Linked DNA regions of Mus musculus: region 1 is linked to region 2. Evidence: chromatin loops called from intact Hi-C (ENCODE). Cell type or tissue: heart. All regions are shown on one strand. Each heading gives the region's core, and the rest is flanking DNA. Links, peaks and the distances in the headings are about the cores only.

Region 1 (10,370 bases), core at 1,004-9,003, 81 kb after region 2:
TTGCATTATTTGTGCCAATTTTACTCTTCTGTTCTCTTCACTACTGTGTTTTACCTGTAAATTTTGATAGGCTGTATTTTCGTTCTCTTTCAGTTATCTTTTGTAATTTTCATTGAGATTTTAATTAATAAAATACATAAAAGTATATTTTAATTCTTTTCTACATTTTTAGAGTTTGCTTGTCTTTCTACTATTGATTTATAAGCAAATTCCCTTATAATTGGACAACAGAGTCAGTTTTATTCTTTACAATGCTGAAGTTTGTTGATAGCTTATATGCTCTCTCTTGAACTTTTAAATGAAGTAAAGGATGACACCAAGCTGTTTTTAACATAAAAATTCATATTCTGTTGTGGTTATTGGAGATGCAAATCTCTATCTAGAACCCATTTCTGTTCTTATTCAGATATTCATTAGACTTGCTGATCTAGTGCTTCAGAGAAAAGGGGCTGGTGATACCTCAAATATGATCACATATTTCTTTGTACTCTTCTCAATTCTACCAGTTTTTGCTTTGTAAGGAAAATATACTATCATTTTTTCCTAATCTCTTTTAAAAACAAAACAAAATCATAAAGCATATGGCCATATTCCTGAACAACGGGAATTAAATAAAGACCTTATAGATATGTTATACTGCCTCGCTGAGGCATAGAAATGGGGCAGTGACTCTAGCATTTCTCTTAAGAACAATGTTCTTTTATCTATTGGTGTTATCTGTTTACCTGAGACATAGCATCATTATATAGCTGTGTTTGCAGGATGAGGCCACACATCAAGATTTGTGGGGAGAGTATCCTGTACAATACAATCTCTCACAACTGGAGTTCCAATACAATCTCTCACAACTGGAGTTCCAATACAATCTCTCACAACTGGAGTTCCAATACAATCTCTCACAACTGGAGTTCCAATACAATCTCTCACAACTGGATTTCCAAAATTCTCGACAGAAGTAGGATCCCTGGGAATGAGTAATGGTGGGGTCTGCTAATAAACTTTGTTGGGCACAAGTTTAGCTAAGTGAGCATTTTATACTAGAGCATGCTCTAAAGACATGTTTGCATAACACATGTACAAAAGTCTAGTTTTCATGAATTTGGTAACAAATTTACCTTAATGTAAAATGGATTGAAATGTTGATATTTCTACAATCTATTCTTCTGCGATATTAGGCAACTTATATAAAAAATGTGAGTTAATTTTATAATCTATCCCTTATAATAAAGCTGAATAATATGCAATTATCAATATTATAAATAAGGACAATCCTTGTCTTCAAACAAGAAAGGTAGTTCCCTTTTCAAAACAAGCCAATTTTAATAAACAGAGGATCTGTCCCTATAGAGACAAATGACTTTGCAAGACTTACTCCAGGATTATTTTCTTTTGCAAATTCCCTCTGCCTTCTTCATTCTGTGATTGACTGTTTAAGAGCTGCTATCTTTGGCCTTTCCCTGGGGTTAACTCACAGCCCTTCCTAAATAATCTCCGAGTCATTTTGCTGAAGCAGGTGTTGTTTTCCAGGCAGCCATTGCCAAAGGGCAGCATGATAATTAACCAGCTTCAGAGCTGAAGGGTTAGGTCTCACTTCTGACAGGCATTGGATGTATGTGGCATGCACGCACACACATAGTTATTCTTCTGAAACTGCCTGTATTTTAAGAGGAGTCTGGCACGGTGACAAAAAGCTGAACACTCCTAAAACTTACTTCTTATCCTCTGAGACCAACTCTTAAAGGTTTAGGGATTATGCCATTCCTTGCAGCACCATGAAGCTCTATGTCTCTAGGGCTTGCTGTTGTATTTCTGGGTTCATTTTTTATTTCATATAACCAAGAAGCTAAAGCCAGCTATACTACATATCCCTAGTGAGAAAACATTCCTACTCAACCCGCATGCTTGCTATTAAAATGGACACTTTCACACTGTTGGAGACTTGAGGAGGCTCACACCCTACAATAGGAGACAAGATACAGAAAATGGGCTTCAGTAATCTTCATACTGGTTTTGTGGAGAAAAGATGTTCTTTACATATCAACCAGATATGCCAAGCACAGGCCCTAAAGGTTCAGAAATATTCACACAGCATCTTAGAGTTGGTTGTTACTCTATAATGCTGACATGTCTGTTCTGATATCTTAGGAGTTCGTGATGATCGTTGTCTTTGGCTTGGAGTTCATCATTCGAATCTGGTCTGCAGGTTGCTGTTGTCGTTATAGAGGATGGCAAGGAAGACTGAGGTTTGCTCGAAAACCATTCTGTGTAATAGGTGAGTATCAAAGTCCAGAATTTATGGTACTGTTCTCTCTCTCTCTCTCTCTCTCTCTCTCTCTCTCTCTCTCTCTCTGTCTCTCTCTCTCTCTCTCTCTCTCTCTTTCTCTCTCTCCTTCTCTCTCTCTCTCTCCCTCTTTTCCTCCTTCCCTCCCTCCCTCCCTCTTTCCCTCCCTTCCTCCTTTCCTCTGTGTGTGTGTGTGTGTGTGTGTGTGTGTGTGTGTGTGTTTGTTGTATGTATGCATGTGTGCCTCTGCTGATTAGCTCTGCAGTATGCCTCCAGATTATATTCAAATGATTCAAATGGGCATCAATACATTATTCCTACAAACACTTACCCTCTAGCATACATTGACAGCACAAGTGTGGCTTCTGCTCTGGAAATTTTAAATCTGACCATGAGCTCTACAGGCTAAAATAGGATTTCTCCCACCCTCACCCCACAGTTCCAAAACAAATAGTGCATTTCCGTGTTGCCCCTAGCTTCTGTACTTCCAGGATGGACTCCATTCTGTTAAGACTCCATTTGAAATGATGTCTCCTGATGAAAATGTTGTAGAATCCTATGGAGTTAAGACCTGGCACCTCTCAGTAGGATTATTTAAAATCATATCATAAAACTGAAAACTCTGCATATCAAAGCTATTATTAGACAGCTAAATTTGCCTTTCCTGCTCTTTTGCCCTTCTCACTTGCTGGGCAAACATTCAGATCCAAAACGCTGGAAGTTCTTGAGTAAAGTTTACTCCAATTATTTCCAAGCTGAGAAAGTCAGGTTTAATTTACAGGATAGTTTACCCTCTTGTTTGGGGAGTTAGGAATTGTTGATCCTTGATCTCACCCCTTAACCCTGCTCCCTATGATGAGAGCAGTCCAGTGCTTTCCAGGGGTAGAGTTGCCCCCTCTGCAAGCACTGCTAACACCAACCTCTCTCATCTACAAAGATATGCGTCTTTTCTTTTTGGAAAGGTATGGAGAAAAGTAGGCAGCAGCTGACAATCCCATAGATCAAGTCATTGAACATTTGACCCCACCCCACCCTCACATGAAGGGGTCTTTTTCATTCTGAATTCTCTACTCAAACAAGGTTAGGGAAGATTATCACTTGGTGCAAAACTACTTGCCAAACAAGGACTTCCATGAAAAACCCAAACAGAACAACTCACAAAGCAGGTGGTTGGCCAAGATTCCCTCAACTTTTACAGTATAAAGTCAGTTCATGGGTGACTGTAGGGATGTTCCAATCCAGATTTTAAAACCAATTAAAAGTTGGTTGTATTCCAGTTCCAAAGGCAATGCCCATGTATTTCTGTTCTTCAAGCTAGAAAAAAAGTTCTTTCCCAAATGCCTGCTGCCTCTTGATAACTCTTTCCAGCCATGGATGCATCAACACACAGTAGCCTTTTAATCTTTCTCTGTCTGCTTCAGATAGTTGAAGGTCTTTCTCAGAAAGTAATCTTCTGTTCTCCATCATCCTACTTGCCTGGATACAACTATCAATGGTGACCTTGCAGATTTAATATCTGCATAATTTGGGTTTTGTTAGCTTTGGGGGAATTTCTGTTTAAATGGGCATTTTAAAGCTAGAAAACTAAATGCTCTGTAAGTTGACATAGATAAATATTTAATGAATTCCCATTAGAGCATAGATAAATATCCACTTGCAGCAAAAGTAATCACGCATGGCTTTCAGTATTCTATTTAATGTTTATGTGACAGTTGGATCTGTGTTTCAATATAATTGATATAATACTGAATATATTCAAATGTGGGTTATTAATATTAGATCCCTGGATTTATCACACACACATGAATCAAATGTCACCTACTGAAGGCAAGGGCTATACTGCATTATTCTTGAGACCCTTCCTAGATCTCTGTAGGAGTCCATAAGTATGCTGTGTAAACTGCTAAAAATGATGAAATCAGGTCAATGGTTCCCTTGTTCAACCAAATCTACACTGCTAAATGCAAAAGGGGATATTGTACTTTTCTTCCCTATCTGTGATGTGGGTTCTGAGCATGAAAGAGTCTGAAACACACCAAGATTTATTAATATTTCATGTATTTGAAATGTTGGGTACTCTGAATCTGCCAAATATTTTTTTTTAATATCTAGAACATTTAAGAACAGAATGTGAAGAGGTTGACAGCTCACCTGTTTTGCCTTCCAAGTTGGAAATGCTTTCTCTAGGCATACTCAGCTTTAGCTATTAACTTGACACAGCCAAGTTATCTGACAGTATTTATTGGGAATCACTTTAATCAGATTGGCCTATGGCAATCTGTGGCGCATTATCTTGTTCAATGTTTGGTACGGGGGGACCCAGCCTACTGTGGGCAATACTACCCCTGGGCAGGCGGACCTGCACTGTAAGAGAGCAAGCTAGAAAATATAATCCTTCCATGGCTCTTACCTCTGTGCCTGCTTTGAATTCAGGCCCTGAGTTCCCTTAGTGATGGATTGTGAACTGGGAGTTATAATGCAAGGCAAACCCTTTCATCTCCAAGTTGTTTGTGGTTGTGGTCAGTGTTTGTCAGAGCAATTAAAAGCCAACTAAAACACACAGCAATGAGGACATTTCCCATTGAAAGGAAACAAAAGCTACAAACATGGTCAGACCTTGAGTAGTACTAATTCTTATCTACCATTAGAATACCATTTGATAGAAGTCCTGTGCACTGATTCCAGAGACTGGTATTTATATTTATATTTTTTATATTTATATTTATGTTTTTTATATTTATATTTATATAGTCATTGTACACTTGTGTTTGGAAAAATATTGTAAATATTTAACATTCTAAGAAAAACAACTTGTGCATTTTTTAAAAAATCAAATCTTTCCTTTCATCGCTGTTTTGAATATTTTGCTTAGTTTTGCTGGCTTCCTTTGAAACTTGGTAATATTAGATCTAGAATGGCAAACCCTTCCTCTCCTCTACATGTCCAACCAGCTCCATTCCTAAGACTCTGCTGTGATAGCCTTCCTCCAGCTTTGTCCATTCCCTGCAGTGGGGCCTCTGAGAGTTAAGCACATTTGTAGTAACTACCTGGGTTGGCTTCCTTACCAATTTCCTATATCTTCTCATAAATGCCTCCTTCTAGAGCATGAGTAGGGAGAAGCTTGAATCACCTCCAAGACTGGTATCACAGCCATTCATTTTTATCCAGCTTCTCTTAATGGCCTACTGGAGAATTGCAAATAGTACCAAAGGCTGGTACTTAGATCACAGTAATGAGCCTGATGTGTCAGGCAGTCTCAACTTCAAGTGGTGGCTATTTTTGGATTCCTGAGTGACTACTTTTTAAAAACAGTCAGAACAGGGCTCTATTTTTTTTTTTCAGTCTTCAAATGTGTCTCAGTGCAGCAGAAAATGCCAGCCTGTTAATAATATTGGATCTATATTTGATGTCAAATGTAGATTGATTCCCTATCACTGTTTTAACAGTTTCCTGTGGTACTTCCAGCAGAGAATTTGAAGAGGGTTAACCACAGCTCAGATGTTTCTTGCAAACTAAGCATGTCTGTCTTTCACTTGCAATAACAGCTCCTTGGGAGAGTGCCAGCAAGTGTTTTGTTGTTGTTGTTGTTGTTGGTTTGGTTTAGTTTGTTTTGGTTTGTTTGCTTTTAGAAAACATAGCTGGCTTCTTACTTGGCTAAAAGAAAAATAAAAGACTTTATTAAATCAACCACATGGCTAAAGCTATTAAGATACATCTGTAATTTCCTCATATTATAAGGCAAGTTAAGTTGTTAATGTGTTAACAAGTTAGAACAGAGACTCTGAACTGCCACTGGCTTGCAAACTGAAGGTTTGGGTTTTTTTTTTTGTTTTGTTTTGTTTTGTTTTGTTTTGTTTTTTCTGCTTCTCTGCCTTCCCCACCTTTTTACTGGAATAAACCTGTTCTTGACCTGAGTCATTTTCAGTACCTTCAAAGCTTTTTAATCCCCTTTTGTAGAAGTTTTTCTCACAGGGTATTGCCTAACAGTCATGCATTCTGCAACTTCTCTTAATAAGCGTTCATGCCCTTCTGTGACACACACATTCTATCCTAGGGTCAACTGGGGACAGTTGAAACCTAGTTAATCATATACTATTACTTTCTAGTAGCATTATTCACAGAGGACTGCTACATGCTACCTCAAGTACCTTATAAGTATTAAATTACTAATCCTACTCAAGTATTATAATATACTTTTAAATTTTTTACTACTATCTTATTTTATGTATATGGATATTTTCCTGCCTATATGTCTGTGCACCACATGCATGTCTGATGCCTGCAGAGACCAGAAAAGGGCATTGAATCCCCTGAAACTGGAATTATAGATAGTTCTGAGCCACCACCATGTGAGTGCTAGAAACCAAAGCTGGATGCTCTTAACTACTGAGCAGTCTTCCCAGCCACTAACACCCCATTCTAAACATGAGGAAATCAGATAGCACTTAGCAAACTGGTGAAAAGTTAGAAAGATGGCCAGAAAACAAAAATAAAAATAGGATTCTTTTCCAATGATTTTACTCCAGAAAAAAAAATATCCCTTGCTCATTGTTCTCTGACATTTTAAAATTAAACTTCATTGAACTTTGACCATTGGAACCAACTAATGACTTCTGGCATTGGAAATTCAAAAACCCAGAGTTTATTCAATAACATTAATAACAACATTAGTTTTATTTTATTTTATTTTTATTTTTTTGGGTGGGAGGCATTTTGAGACAGGGTTGTGTATAGCTCTGGATGTCCTGGAACTCACTTTGTAGACCAGGATTGCCTTGAACTCAGAAATCCACCTGCCTCTGCCTCCCGAGTGCTGGGATTAAAGGTGTGCACCACCACCACCCGGCTCATTAGTTTTATTTTTAACAACTCTATCTATTGCTACTTTCTAACTTGGAGGAGAAATTAGGGGATAAATAAGCTTCTGTGCCTAGTATCTATTTCTTACACTCTTATGCAGTGTCATTCTGAGGGGCGCTGGGACTTGCAAACTGGAAATAAGTAGTTCTTTGTTTGTTTGTTTGTTTGTTTGTTTGTAAAAAAAAATTTCAGGCTAGAGAGATGGCTCAGCAGTTAAGAGCACTGACTGCTCTCCCAGAGGTCCTTTTCCAGAGTTCATTTCCCAGCAACAACATGGTGGCTCACAACCATCTGTAATGGAATTCCATGCCTTCTTCTGGTGTGTCTGAAGACAGCTACAGTGCAGTCATATAAAATAAATAAATAAATCTTTGAAAAATACTTTGCAAATTCTAGGGTAGGTCATCTCCCTCCCAGGAATGCTTCCAACTGTTCAATGACAGTCGCTGTTTAGGTAACACTGTGGTATGCAAACCTGACTGATAAGGAAGAGTAAAAGGCTATTGTACTTGACCATGCAAAAATTATTCTTAGAGAGGAATGAAGAACTGAAGACTGTCTTCGATAAACTTTAGTAGACCCCAGTGATATGTTTTACTATTATTGCTCCTATTTCCTGATCTATAAGAAAAAATATTCAAAGATAGAACATAGATATGTGGCAGGCACACTCTAAGTGCAAAAGATGCAGATGTGCATAAAAATAGTCCCTAGTAGTAAGAGTTCAGTCTTATATATCATTAGAAAGGGGAAAGCCAAAAGAACATTGAAGAGTTCTGGAAAGAATGATATGGACTGTCATGATTCACTCTATAAGACAAAGGCACCAAGATCACCTAAGTTTTGAAATTTAGTCATCCAGAAAAAAAATATATATATATACATACATATACACATATATACATAAATGGGTGATGAGCTCTGGGTGGTGAAAATAGAAACATAGAGAACATAGGGGAGATATTTTCGATTGTGCAGCCAAAGAAAATCTTTCCAAGTACTAGAATACTGAGTCGATCATAATATTTTTCTAAAAGGAATCAGTCTTGGAAATATTTGGGCACATACCTTTCTAATCCAAGGAAGAATATTTGAAAATTTCCTCCAATCTTATGAGATTGGCTTGGGCAGGAGGCACTGTGTGTTGTGACTGTAAGTCAAGTCCAGTAAAGACAATTAGAAGAAACGATGGCAGAGATGGGCAGAAGTCACAATCTTTAGAACAGCAGTTCTCAACGTCTGGGTCTTAACCCTCACAGGGATCATGTATCAGATATCCAGTGTATCATAGATTTATGTTACAATTCCTAACAGTGGCAACATTACAATCCTGAAGTAGCAAGGGAATAATTTTACGGTTGCTGGTCACCAGGACATGAGGAACTATATTTAAATGCAAAGAACTTGGGAACTTCAGAACTAACATGAATATCTGAGTTAAAGACGTCTAGAAGTTTGACTGGGTCTTTTAGTCATCTACGCCTACTAGAACTTTGTATTAGATATATATATATATATGTACACACACACACATATGTATATATGTGTGTGTGTGTGTATGTATATATATATATACATACATACATATGATGGGGGAATAATTTGTAAAGTAGCAATCCATGACTTCTCCATGTATGTAACGCCCTGCCCTTGTGAACATGTAATCTCTACTTTAAAAAGGAAATGCATTGTTTTCTGTGTGCCACTGATATTATGACATGATGGAAACTTGTTACAGCAGCCTTGGCAGCTGTCACTAACAAGCAGTTCCTGGGAGCTTTCATTCCAGATGACTGTGCCCCCAGACTCATTCATTACCGTGATTGCAATGCAGATTTATTTCATTAAAGATTATTTCTTTCCTTTGAGAAGTAGTCCCTTTTGCCTCAAGATGTTATCTGGAAAGTTACAATCAATAAGGAGCATTAAACTGTCACTATGGGGTAAATTTTCAAAGTGGTACTTAGAATTTACCAGTATGAGTCCCATTAACTTCAGTGGAAATCCTGCAGTTAGACCGCTACACGTGGCTTTGAAAATGTTCCGCAGTATGTCTTTGCAATGTGTTTCCTTTAATTTTTAATAAATATCACAGAGAGACTTGGGGCACAGCTGGTTGCAGTCTTTACAAATGTAGATAATGCAATATCTAGTAGGAGGCATTTACAATTAGATTTTGAGTCTTTGTGACTATTAAGAATCACAACAATATAAATATACCTTTACTTCTGCAAAGAGAACCATTCCATAAAGGAATCTGGAGCCCTGCTAGAATATGGCACTGAAAAAGCAGAACTATATCCCTCTGAGACATTGTTTATCTCACTTTATAGGTGGAAAAAATGAGACACCCTGAAGAGGGGGTGCTTTGTCCTCAGCTGTAAGTCATCACTGAAACTAGGAATAGAAAACTGGCTTCCCGATAGCTCACGGCTCTGACACACTGCCTTTTGTGAGAGTCAAATTTAATTACAGTGTAATCCGTTAATCTACACATGGAAGAATAAGGAAGGAGCAGGGAAAAGAATTTATTAATGGATTAGTGGAAGATTATGTTACATAGATTAGTGGCTTTCTATGGGGGCCCAGGTTTTCAGCTTGTCCTAGAAGGTGTTCAACAGTAGCCACTGGTTTTATTCTCCACTGGTTAGCACTGGAAAAGAACTTCTTAGTTTTTCTCACACTGAAACATAAGCAAAGTTTGTGCTTGAAAGTGTCCCAGAATTCTCCTCTTTGTGACTATGATTAAACACATAAGCATGCAGTTGTGTTATAAATGGGTTGGTCAGGGCTGGGAAGGAAGACTCTGAGATCAAAAGGAATAAATCTCCAAGAAAAGTCAAGGAAGCTACACCCATGAAGTCATCAACATGGCTGCCTAAACAAGCACTGAGCAAAGACAACACCAGTAGACACACACGCTGAGTGCAAAGAGGGAATCTCACGGAGCTCCAACCGTAGACAAGGAACTATAGGCAACCACAGCATGCTGAGAGTGAGAGAAATGTTCTTCTTTAGACAAGATCCCTCCAGCTACAAATACGAAGTGACTACATCTATCTTTTTATGGACTATGCATACACACACACACACACACACACACGCACGCACGCACGCACGCACGCACGTGGCATGTGGTATATAAACATACATACAGGCAAAACACCCACACTTACAAAATTGTGTGTGTGTGTGTTTATATCACACAAGAATACACATATTGACAATT
Region 2 (10,370 bases), core at 1,333-9,332:
AATTCTGGAATCATCTGAAAGAGGAACTTCTGTTTGTATCTGTGGGAGTATACCTTGACTATGTTAAGTGAAGTGGAAAGATCTGCCTACTTGGGTGGTGTCATTCCCTGAGTGGGATCCTAGATTGTATAAATGAAAAGAAAAAAGAGAAGGGAATGACTTCAATGTGCATCACTTTCAGACTGTGAAGGTGATAGGACTTAAAGTCCTATCACCTTGCCTTTGCCATGGACTGCAAATCAGAATAATTTCTTTCTCCTTTATATTGCTTTTGTGGATGCATCTTACCACCAAAGGGTTTGGAGAGCAGACAATACTATAAAAAAGAGAGAGAGAGAGAGAGAGAGACTCATCTAAGCATCTAGGTTAATTCAGATATTCACAATGTGTAGAAAAACACATTCTGGAGCTGATTGAGTTTGACTGAAATTATTTGCAAGTATTTTGGAGTTAATTTCCCTTGGTAGAAAGGATGTAACATTAAACCTATTTCAAATCGAAGGAAAATAATTTAGAGATGCCCTTTGCTTCTGATATCTAGTCTTCCTGAAGTTATTCAGTGGAAATAGAGAAAGAAGATGGCTCTTTAATTGACCAATGAAATACTTGGGCATCACATAGGGATCTTAGATTTGTGGAAACTCTGTTTAAAGCATGGGTGAAAATATGATTTAAATAGTTTAATTTTGTCTCTATATTTTCACATCACAAAATTTAGACTTAAATTAAACTTTAAATTAAATTTATTATTATTTTAATTCATATCCTTCTTGCGAAGTACATAAGAAACCTGTATTTCTAATATAGAATGCCTAAAGTCTGGACGAAATGGTGTCTTAACAAATAGCTCTTACTTAATGGAAAACATTCATTTTAAAGACTGAATTGGAAAGTTTCATGTAGACTTGTGTGGCTGTCAAAGAAATCCTTCATTAGTCAGATGGGAAGGATAGTGTGTCTCTTGTCAAGTCTGCTATGAGAAGCTTCAGTGCTTCACTTGATTTCCCACAATTTTGCATTGTTTGTGAATGATCATATTAATCTGTCACAATGATGTTACCCTGGCCTGGGAGTGCTGTGGACTCCGGGATTGTCATTACATACTGACAGGCTTTCAACTGTAAACTATGAAACATTAAGAATCATGGCATCATTATTTGCTCGTTTTATTCCTCTTGGTGACCTTTGCAGTTATCTGTGGCATATAATAAGGATATGGTCGAAAGACTGATGTCGGTCAATATTCGGAACAACCTTCATTACTCTCATGTTCCTGCAGCTTTTATAGTTCCCCGGGTTGTCATTCCTGTTTATTTATTGATGTTAAAGCAAACCTTTATCTAACAATAATGTGCTCTAAGGCATGGAAAGATGTTATTTACATATGAATTATAAGTATTGTTTTTTATTACTCTGTGTTTATAGTGAGGTATTATTTTAAGCTCCTGGTTTCCATAAAAGGACAACAGTAATTCCAATATCTACCTCCTAAATAAAGGTGAATACAATAGAGTAGCACCTCGTTATTTCTGGGTTCCATGCAGACAAATGGGTTAACTCAGAGAAATTGACTGGTGAGACAAAAAAATCACAGAATTAGTAAGATATGGCAGGGGGAGAGAGAGAGAGAGAGAGAGAGAGAGAGAGAGAGAGAGAGAGAGAGAGAGAGAGTTCCCAGCTGAGTTCAAACAAGGGGACTCTGCTCCCTTGCTTCAGCTCTCTTTCCGGACCTCTTCTCTGGCTTGCTTTTCTCACTCTTGAGCATTTGTTGATCATTTCACTGTTTAAAGTGGTCCCCCACGGGCAGTGCTGAAGTGCTGTGTAATGTTCCAAAGCCCACACTTGTGATGAGCTTCACGAAGAAAGCAAGTGCATAGAGACAAAGTCTTTTCACGCATGAGTCATTGGCACTTGCTGTTGCCTATGATGTCAGCATTCACAAAACAGCAGGTGCATTGAACAAGATTTCACTACACAGATATACAGATAAAAGAAGGCCATGCATGGATCACTTGATGAACCAAATCTTGTGGGATTTTTGTGCTTGCCCTGGGAACATTGATTATGTACTTGGTAACTCACTACTTTACAGAAATGTAAAAGGTAACTACTGCCCATAATGATAAGCAACTTAATATTCTTCCATTTGATAATTTCATAGAAGCTATTCTCACAATATTTCATCATGAACCTTTGTGGCTGCTTGAGAATATGACAGCAAAATAATCTTATTGTGGGACTGTCCACCAACACCACCCCTCCACCCATTGACAAGAGAAAAGCAACCCCACACTCTGCACAGGCTCAGATGCTTTGTGTTTCAATTTCCTCAAACATACTGCTATTAAGGTTTAATTTAGTATGTTGAACAATCACTCTTTAAGTATTGCTTAGAAAAAATTCATAGCTATAGCTATGCTCAGCAAAACTGAATCACAACACTCAAAATCTAAAAGGTCGATGTCATGTTCTTACTGTTTTGTAAAATAGAGTAATGGACAGTTTTGTCTATCTGGAAAAATAGCACCACAAGAAATAATATGCACATATTCAAACTTTTCTAGAAGTAGGTTGGATCTTCTGCAGGTCAGCTGCTTCTATAGAAAATAGGTGTCAGTCCTAAGGAGATTAGGAGTCTGCCTAGGACCACATGCTAGGCAGAGAGGGAAGGGCACAGTTCAGCAATGAATCACTTTTTCACTCAGCCAACTGGAGAAGTTTCCATATTTTCTTCTGCTGTTCTTTCCCATCCCAAGACCTACTGAAGTCTCCTGTCGCCTCATAAACACATTATTTACTTCCTTCTTTGTTACACCAGACAGGCTTAATAAACTGAAGTCATAGAGTCCACATTAACATAAAATCAGAAACTTTATTTTGCCTATTAATCATGAAACCAAGACCAATACTTTGAAAGGTACCCCTCTCCCTTACATATTGGACAACCTTCAAATATTTATAACTAAGCTAAAATTCCATTAGGAAAATAGAAAATTGACTGAGTTTAATTTGAAACCCTTAGCTAGATTTGGAGACTAGGATAAAGCCACTATGAGCCATGGATGAATACTTTGAGAAAAGTCTTCTCCATGCTGTATTAGCCCTGTACCTCCCTGTGAAACTCAGTAACTGGCATGAGTGACAGCAGGGACTACCAACAGCTGATTTCAACAGAAAACTTCCGTTATGCCCTGGAAGCTTCTTATTTTAGAAGGAAATTGGAGAAGTTAATTAATGAGTGAATGAGATCTGATTTCTTCCTTTATGATTTTTAGTTTTTGTCTTACAGAATTTAGAGGAAGGTGCATAAGGCCAAAAATATGCCTAGGATCAGCCATTTCTCCTATTGTACAATTTATTAAATGGAGCAAAATTTTAACGTTACTCCTGTCAGAAATGACAGAATAGGATGCCTGCAGTTATGAAGTTTTCCATTAGACTCCCTTCATGCAAAGGAAATGAACTGCTATAGATATAATGGCACCGCTCTTAGGATTTTATGCACTACCCCTCAATTTCATAACCTTCTCTGGGACAGATACATTCATTGCCCCATAAAGATTTTAGTGAATAATGACTTCAACTTTTTTGTTTTTAACATATTTATTTACTGTGTTCTCTCTCTCTCTCTCTCTCTCTCTCTCTCTCTCTCTCTCTCTCTCTCTCTCTCTGTGTGTGTGTGTGTGTGTGTGTGTGTGTGTGTGTGTGTGTGTGTGTGTGTGTGCACGTGCATGCATACTCGAGTGATGGAGGTCAGAAAACAACTTACAAAAGTCAGTTATTTCCATCTTTCTGGTCCCAGGAAAGAAACTTAGGTCATCAGGCTCAGCAGAAGTGCCAGCCCCAGCCTTCAACTGTTTTCAAGTATTTCATAATCCATCCCATATCCTTCCTGTGAAATTACTTACTGTAGTGAGCAATCATGCCAATTGGATACTAAACCTCTATGTGGGATAGAAGGGGGGGTTAGGAAATGCAAAATCAGGACTGTGTGACAGTTTTTCAATCTTTGAGAGCAAGTTCTATCTGCTGAACATGTAGAACAGAAAGATGTTTATGATCTGAGCTGATGAGAAAAAAACAGATTCAAAGGAGGGCAAAGGTTTAAAATTGGAAGTACAGCCAACTCTAAGCAGAACAGTGGATAAGGAGAAAGAGACTGTAATTATAGCTCCTAAATTGCTGTTCTTGATGACTAGTTAGATGGGCAAGGTAAAACTATAAACAGTGATTTCTAGGAACCCAGACCAAGTTGTGAATCTCTGTGTTATTAATGTTGAATTCTTGTTTGAGAACCATCAGAACCTATTCTGATAATCAATAAATTTTTCCCAGAAGTCATTAGCATTTACCTTCAAGATTGAGTCGTGATATCTGTAGAAAAAAAAAACTGGCTTCTATAATCACACATAAATATGGGTGCAATATTTTCAAAAATGATGAAAGGTACTAAAGTAGCCAAAAATAAGTTGAAGTACCAAGATCAACCCACGCTGTAAACTTGAGCAGCACCTGCTCTGTATTCCTTCTCCAGTACAGCAGGCCACAGGAATGAGAATAAACAATGTGGTCTCGCTGACATGTTTCCCTCTGGCTACTCACCCAGTTGGTATGTGATGATGACATACCTGACAGCAGGCTTTGAGGTGGGAGCTGAAAATAGCCACCTGGAGTTTCCAACTGCTCTTTGCTTTCAGTAAGAAGGATCATTGTTTATGTTTACTTTTCTCACCCTTGTTTTGAAAGACTTATTTTAAACCATATTTTAACTATCCTTGATAGTTGTTAAACTTTTTGTGCCAAAATGAAAGATACAAGTTTTTTAAAGATTTATAATTTTTGGTGATGGTGGTGGTGGTGGTGGTGGTGGTGGTGTGTGTGTGTGTGTCTGTGTGTCCAATGTCAGGGGAAGAGGCCACATGTGTCAGAATTTTTGTAACTAGAGTTACATATTTGGGAACCACCATGTAGGTGCTAGGAACTGAACCTGGATGCTCTGCAAGAATAGCAAATGCTCTTAACTGCTGAGCCATCTCTCCTGCACCAAAATCAATTTCAGGTTTGAAAGTGACCAAGTTGATTGCTTTTTAGACTACAGAGATATTTTTTTAAAACAACAGCTTGAAAAGTATCTTTTTTTTCATCCTTCTCATTCTTTGTACCCTGGGAAGGTGTGTATAGAATTTAGGCTGGATATAAGCATTGGTCATTTGTATATAGTAAATTTTAGCACTAACACCTATGTAGCATGTAAAGTTGAACCATGAGAAACTGCTGAAATGCAATTGGTTCAGGCTGTCAGTAGTGGTAGTTTTGTATAGCTGAACCTGATAGTTTATTTAGCTCAGCCTTTAGATAGGAAACTATACCTCCTCCCTTGTGTGAAGAGCCCTCTGTTTGGAGAATCCTGTCACAACTGAAACATGAACCAGAGTTCCCTCTGTGACTCCTCTGTTCATATATCCTTCTGGTCTATCATTCTAGGTATTAGCAGACAGACTATTCATATGTTTAATTATCCACTCTCTGGTTGGCAAACTCTCAGACACCAAAATTTAAAGGGCAAGTGAAGTCAATGTGTTGAGTTCAATTCTACACAAAAGAGTATTCTAACTACTGTCACCCTTTTCCTAATACCTATCCTGATTTCTGTTTTTATTAACATTAAAGTATCTAAATGATCCAAGAAATTAAGGCTTGTACAGTAAATGTGTCCCAATGACAACCTCTGATTATCAATAATGACAAGTTTGAAGCTTGCATGAATTACTAGTTTGAATACTCCTCTATGATTCAAGCCTGTACAATTACAATTTTTGTTTCCTTAGTTATCATAAGATTTACATACATACATACATACACACAAACACACACAGTGAATGCAGGACAAAAGAACTATCAACTTCATGAGTTAGGGATCTATGATTTCACATGTAACTGTTTAGCATTGTATTGTCCCATGTATATTACATATGCACATGTGTACAGAGCATACACATTGACACAGAAAATTGCAAAGTAGTTTTTTTATGTAGATTTTCAGTAATGCTAAGTCCAGTTGCTCAAAAGAGGAGAATCACCTGTTGGAGCAGGCACTAAGTATATCTAATGAGTTTTAAGGACTTAGTATAAATAGTCTTGTTGACTTTCTGTTGGTGTCTATGGCTTAGCTGCCTTTCTGGCTACTGACAAAGAAGTCTCTAACCCTAACATTATCACTACCTTTGCAAATTGCCATCAGTCAGAGGCAATCTACCATGCATAGAAGCTAGTTTATAGTCTTCCTTTCAAAAATACAATGTAGAAATAGAATCTTGCAATGACTTGCATTTTCAGTTTTCTGGGGAACAAGTGAATAAGTATTTGCCATTTGAAATTTAGCTGATATAAGTCATCAAATGATCTTTGAGAAATGTCTTTTCTCAACCATGGTGAAGAATGTATGTACCTGGTACATAATCAATGAAATTTTCTTAAATTTGAAGGAGTAAGATACAAGCCTGCTCTCAAAAACTTTGTAATTCTCTGGCCAAAATATGACATACTTACATGGTACTTTCATTGCCTTCCATACATAATCAAATCCTGTGTACATGACAAGAACAAGACTTCATATTTACTAATGAAGAAATTGAAGTTGAAAGGGGCTAAAACGCTTGTCCAAGAGTTCTAAGCTAGGGAGCAGTGAAGCTGAAGCAGACTCCATGCCTTCTAATCCCTGACCTAATGCTGGTTCCAACAAATAAGTTTAGCTTGCAAAGTAAATCTGAAGAAGTAATCTGAAAACTCAAACGATCCACTCATGTGCTCATTCATTCACTCACAATGGCCCAAATAGGGCACCACACATAACGTATGTTCTCCAGGTGATATTTTTCCAGTCGTACATTATTGTTGACCATAGTAAATTCATGTCATATTGAAGGACATAATCTCTAATTAGTAAAAAAAAAATTATAATACTCAATGAAACAAAAATCTGAACTTTGAGGTCATGGGAAATCTGCACCTTCTTCTCATTTTTTTTCTTTTTGTGGAAACCAATCCCCCTTTAAAGAAAAGATCTTAAAAAAATCCTTTGTGTCTAGGATACATTTTTAGAGATTCTCTGAATCATTCTCAAAGACAATGTTTCTGAGAGTTCTCAGAGATGCTTAAAAAGCTTTATGTATCTATATACATATAAAATTTGTGTATGTGTAGTTACTTTTTTCTCACTGTATTTAAGAGTTTTGTGAAAATCTTTTTAAAAGATGCAAATACTTAGGGGAAAGTGCTCTGAAACTGCAGGGAAAAAGTTAATTTTTATTTCCCAAAACTTCATGGTGAAAAAGACACGCTCTAGAGAACTCCTTAAGCTTAGACTTTTGCAGTCAGACCCACATTGCCTGACATCCATTTCAGATAATAGTGCCTGCTTAATCTCCTATGGCTTTTTGTTCCAATTATGGTTTCCACCAGGCAACATTAAACAGAGGAGACAAAGATCAAATGCCCTTCTGATCAGCTGACTCTCATTTTATGCACATGACAAAGCAGGAGCAATGAAGAAAGCAAACCACCTTTTTCCCAGTTCCTGCAGTTGCAAAATATTAAGAGCTTAGCATATAACCCCATCCCAAACAGTGTAGCTATAGGTAATTGTCAGCCCCTGGCTGAAGAGAGGGGAGTTTTCACTAAAAGTATAGTACCTGGTAATGCTGGCATCCTCTAGTGGAAGACATGCAGACAGGACTATTTGGGCAGAACACACTGCTTGAAGGATTAAGAAGAAACAAAGGACAGGAAGTTGCATGGGCCAGGAAAAGAGGCTTTGGGAAGAGTTGGGGGCAAAGGGGTGAGTGTTTTGAAAATACATTGTGTAAAACTCACAAAGAAGCTGGGCAGTGGTAGTGCATGCCTTTAACCCTAATCCCAGCACTTGGGAGGCAGAGGCAGGCGGATTTCTGAGTTCAAGGCCAGTCTGGTCTACAAAGTGAGTTCCAGGACAGCCAGGGCTATACAGAGAAACCCTGTCAAAAACAAACAAACAAACCCACACACCTCACAAAGAACTAATTAAAAAATTCAAAACTAATTTCTATTTCAAAAAGGCATTTCAGAACGTTCAGTTCCACTTGTTCACATCTACTTTCTGTTATGTTTACATTTACAGAGACAGAGAACTCAGAAATTTCCTTTTATTTCCACCCTATTCTTTACATCTATAGTACATTTCATTATGAAAGTGTCCAGATGAAGGTTTTTTTTTCCTTCTGAAGGACTTACGAGAAAGCAAGGGGAACGAAATAATTATGAAGCAGAATTGCCATCGTGTGGCCAGATCAGAGTGGAAATCACATTGCTGACATTTTAAAACCTTGAGATTTTCATACAGTGTATTTGGATCTGGTTCACTCCCAACTCAACTCCCGGCGTCTCTCTCTGCCCAACTTCAGGTCCTCTTCTTTGTTCTTAAACCCATGGAGTATGTTTGTGGCTATATAATCACAGGACCTTCCGCTGGACTACAGTGGATGTATCAAGGGCCACATCCTTAAAGAACATGAACTCCCCTGTCCCAGAACATACCAATTGCTCCTCTGGTAAGGGTATAACTTTATAACATTCAGACCAAACCCAAAGTCAACAATCTATAGCTTTTGGACTAAATCTTTCCCAGCACCTTTTTTGCAAATAAAGTTTTATCAAAATACACTTCATTCATTGACAGCCTGTGGTTACTTTTGCACTCCAGTTGTAGCAACGGTCGGCTGCAAGAGAGTCCACCTGACTCCGGTGCCTAAAATATTTACTATCTGGCACTTTACAGAAAAAAAAAAAATGCTTCTCTCCTTTGCTGTAAATCTACCTTCTCTTCCTTTCTTCCAAATAGTAATAAGTAGTGAGAAAAGCATAGCCTGCATTCTCTAGTAAGAAGCAGAAAATAATGCTTCTTCCCCCTGGATTGTGCAGGCAATACTTCTGGGGTCCTGACAGCTTTGTGCATTGTAATGATCCCAGAATTGGAAACTATCTGTGGCTTTTCAACAGCAGGGCTTTCTTGTTCCTGCTGTCAAAATGCAAGCAAGGCTACAGAGTATCCAAAAATAACTAAATTTTTAAGTAATGAAGTTTGTTTTTTAAGGTTTATTTTCTGATAGTGGGAAACGGAGGGGAAGAGAGAGACTGCTTAGTGGTAAAGAGCGCTTGCTGCCTGTGCAGAGCACTGAGGTTTAGTTCATAGCATCTATAACCTCAGTTCCGAGGGATCCAACACCCTCTTCTGATCCCGGAAGGTACCAGGAAGGCACACGCTACACATACACACATACAGGCACTCACTCACATACACATAGAATAAAAATTTAAAAGGTATCTTAAAAATAAAATTTTAAATGTAAATATAAAGATAGAGTGTAGAAGATGACTCAGGGAGCCAGTAATGGTCAAGATTGGCTCTCAGTACCCATGTTAGGCTGCATACAACTACCATAATTCCAGCTCCACACAAAGCTAACACCCTCTTCTCAACTCAACTGGCACCTGTACACACACACATACACACACACACACACACACACACACACACACATGCACACACACACAAACACAGACACACACACACTAAAAATAAATCTTAAAATAGATAAATGAGTAACCATGAAAATAGATTTTAAGGCCAAATACTCATACACATTGAACTTTGTGTTCTACATCATCCACATCCACCATAGGAAACAAAAACAAACCTTAAGTAAAAAACCTCTCGAGCTCTCAGTGTTAGGTTAAACATCAGAGATGGCTAGGTTTTGTCTCCTTTTTGATCATGCAATGCATGTCTACCTACATAATAACAGCACTTCTACTATTTTGATGATACAAAATATGTGGGGAGAGAGTATACTTCATGTCTATCCACACAGCAGCATCAGAAAGAAAATACAGCATTTTGCTTAGTTACCAGTCCCTGGGAAAATGGATACAGTTTCTAAAACTATAAATATATTTCCAGAGGGAGGAAGTGTGTGCTTTCTTGTGTCTGTCACTGATTGCCAACTTCTCTGATCTATAAAATACATCAATGACTCCACACATGCTGAAGTTACCCTTCAGCTTCCTTTCAACTTTGGTCACCAAGAGTAAGAAGTGCCAGTGTAGGTTGGCCCCAAGAGCATCATTTATCTTCCATATTCCATGGGCAAATACTTACATGCATAGTAGATTCAGAGTTTATGGTTATTACTCTCTGGAGTCAATTGTCTGCTGGGTTTATTTTTTCCTAATCCTGTACCACATCATAAAGGCGTCTGCCAAGACTACTTTACTCAACGGGATTCTATTTTCTTCTGTTTTAGGCACTTTGTTACTTTATTTATATAGACTGAAGA

The links. Peaks named below come from ENCODE experiments on the same cell type or tissue, not always from the same donor. Only the 100,000 strongest peaks of a DNase experiment are listed, where the experiment ranks them.
Region 1: it touches region 2 in a loop (2.4-fold over the local background); 2 of 42 quality-filtered maps call a loop at or near these places.

What each region holds. Positions count from the first base shown.
Region 1 is chr1:21,526,963-21,537,332 of GRCm38, reverse strand. Kcnq5 (potassium voltage-gated channel, subfamily Q, member 5) reads left to right here. Exons shown (of 14, transcript NM_023872.3): 3 at 2,146-2,272. Among named protein-coding and RNA genes, the nearest start is that of Khdc1b, 150 kb to the right of the region's middle. In heart, for the core only: no CTCF peak of the experiment used is centred there; no DNase peak of the experiment used is centred there; H3K4me3 peaks cover 185 bases; H3K27ac peaks cover 733 bases.
Region 2 is chr1:21,608,356-21,618,725 of GRCm38, reverse strand. The region is part of intron 1 of Kcnq5 (potassium voltage-gated channel, subfamily Q, member 5); the gene reads left to right. Among named protein-coding and RNA genes, the nearest start is that of Khdc1b, 230 kb to the right of the region's middle. In heart, for the core only: no CTCF peak of the experiment used is centred there; no DNase peak of the experiment used is centred there; H3K27ac peaks cover 1,662 bases.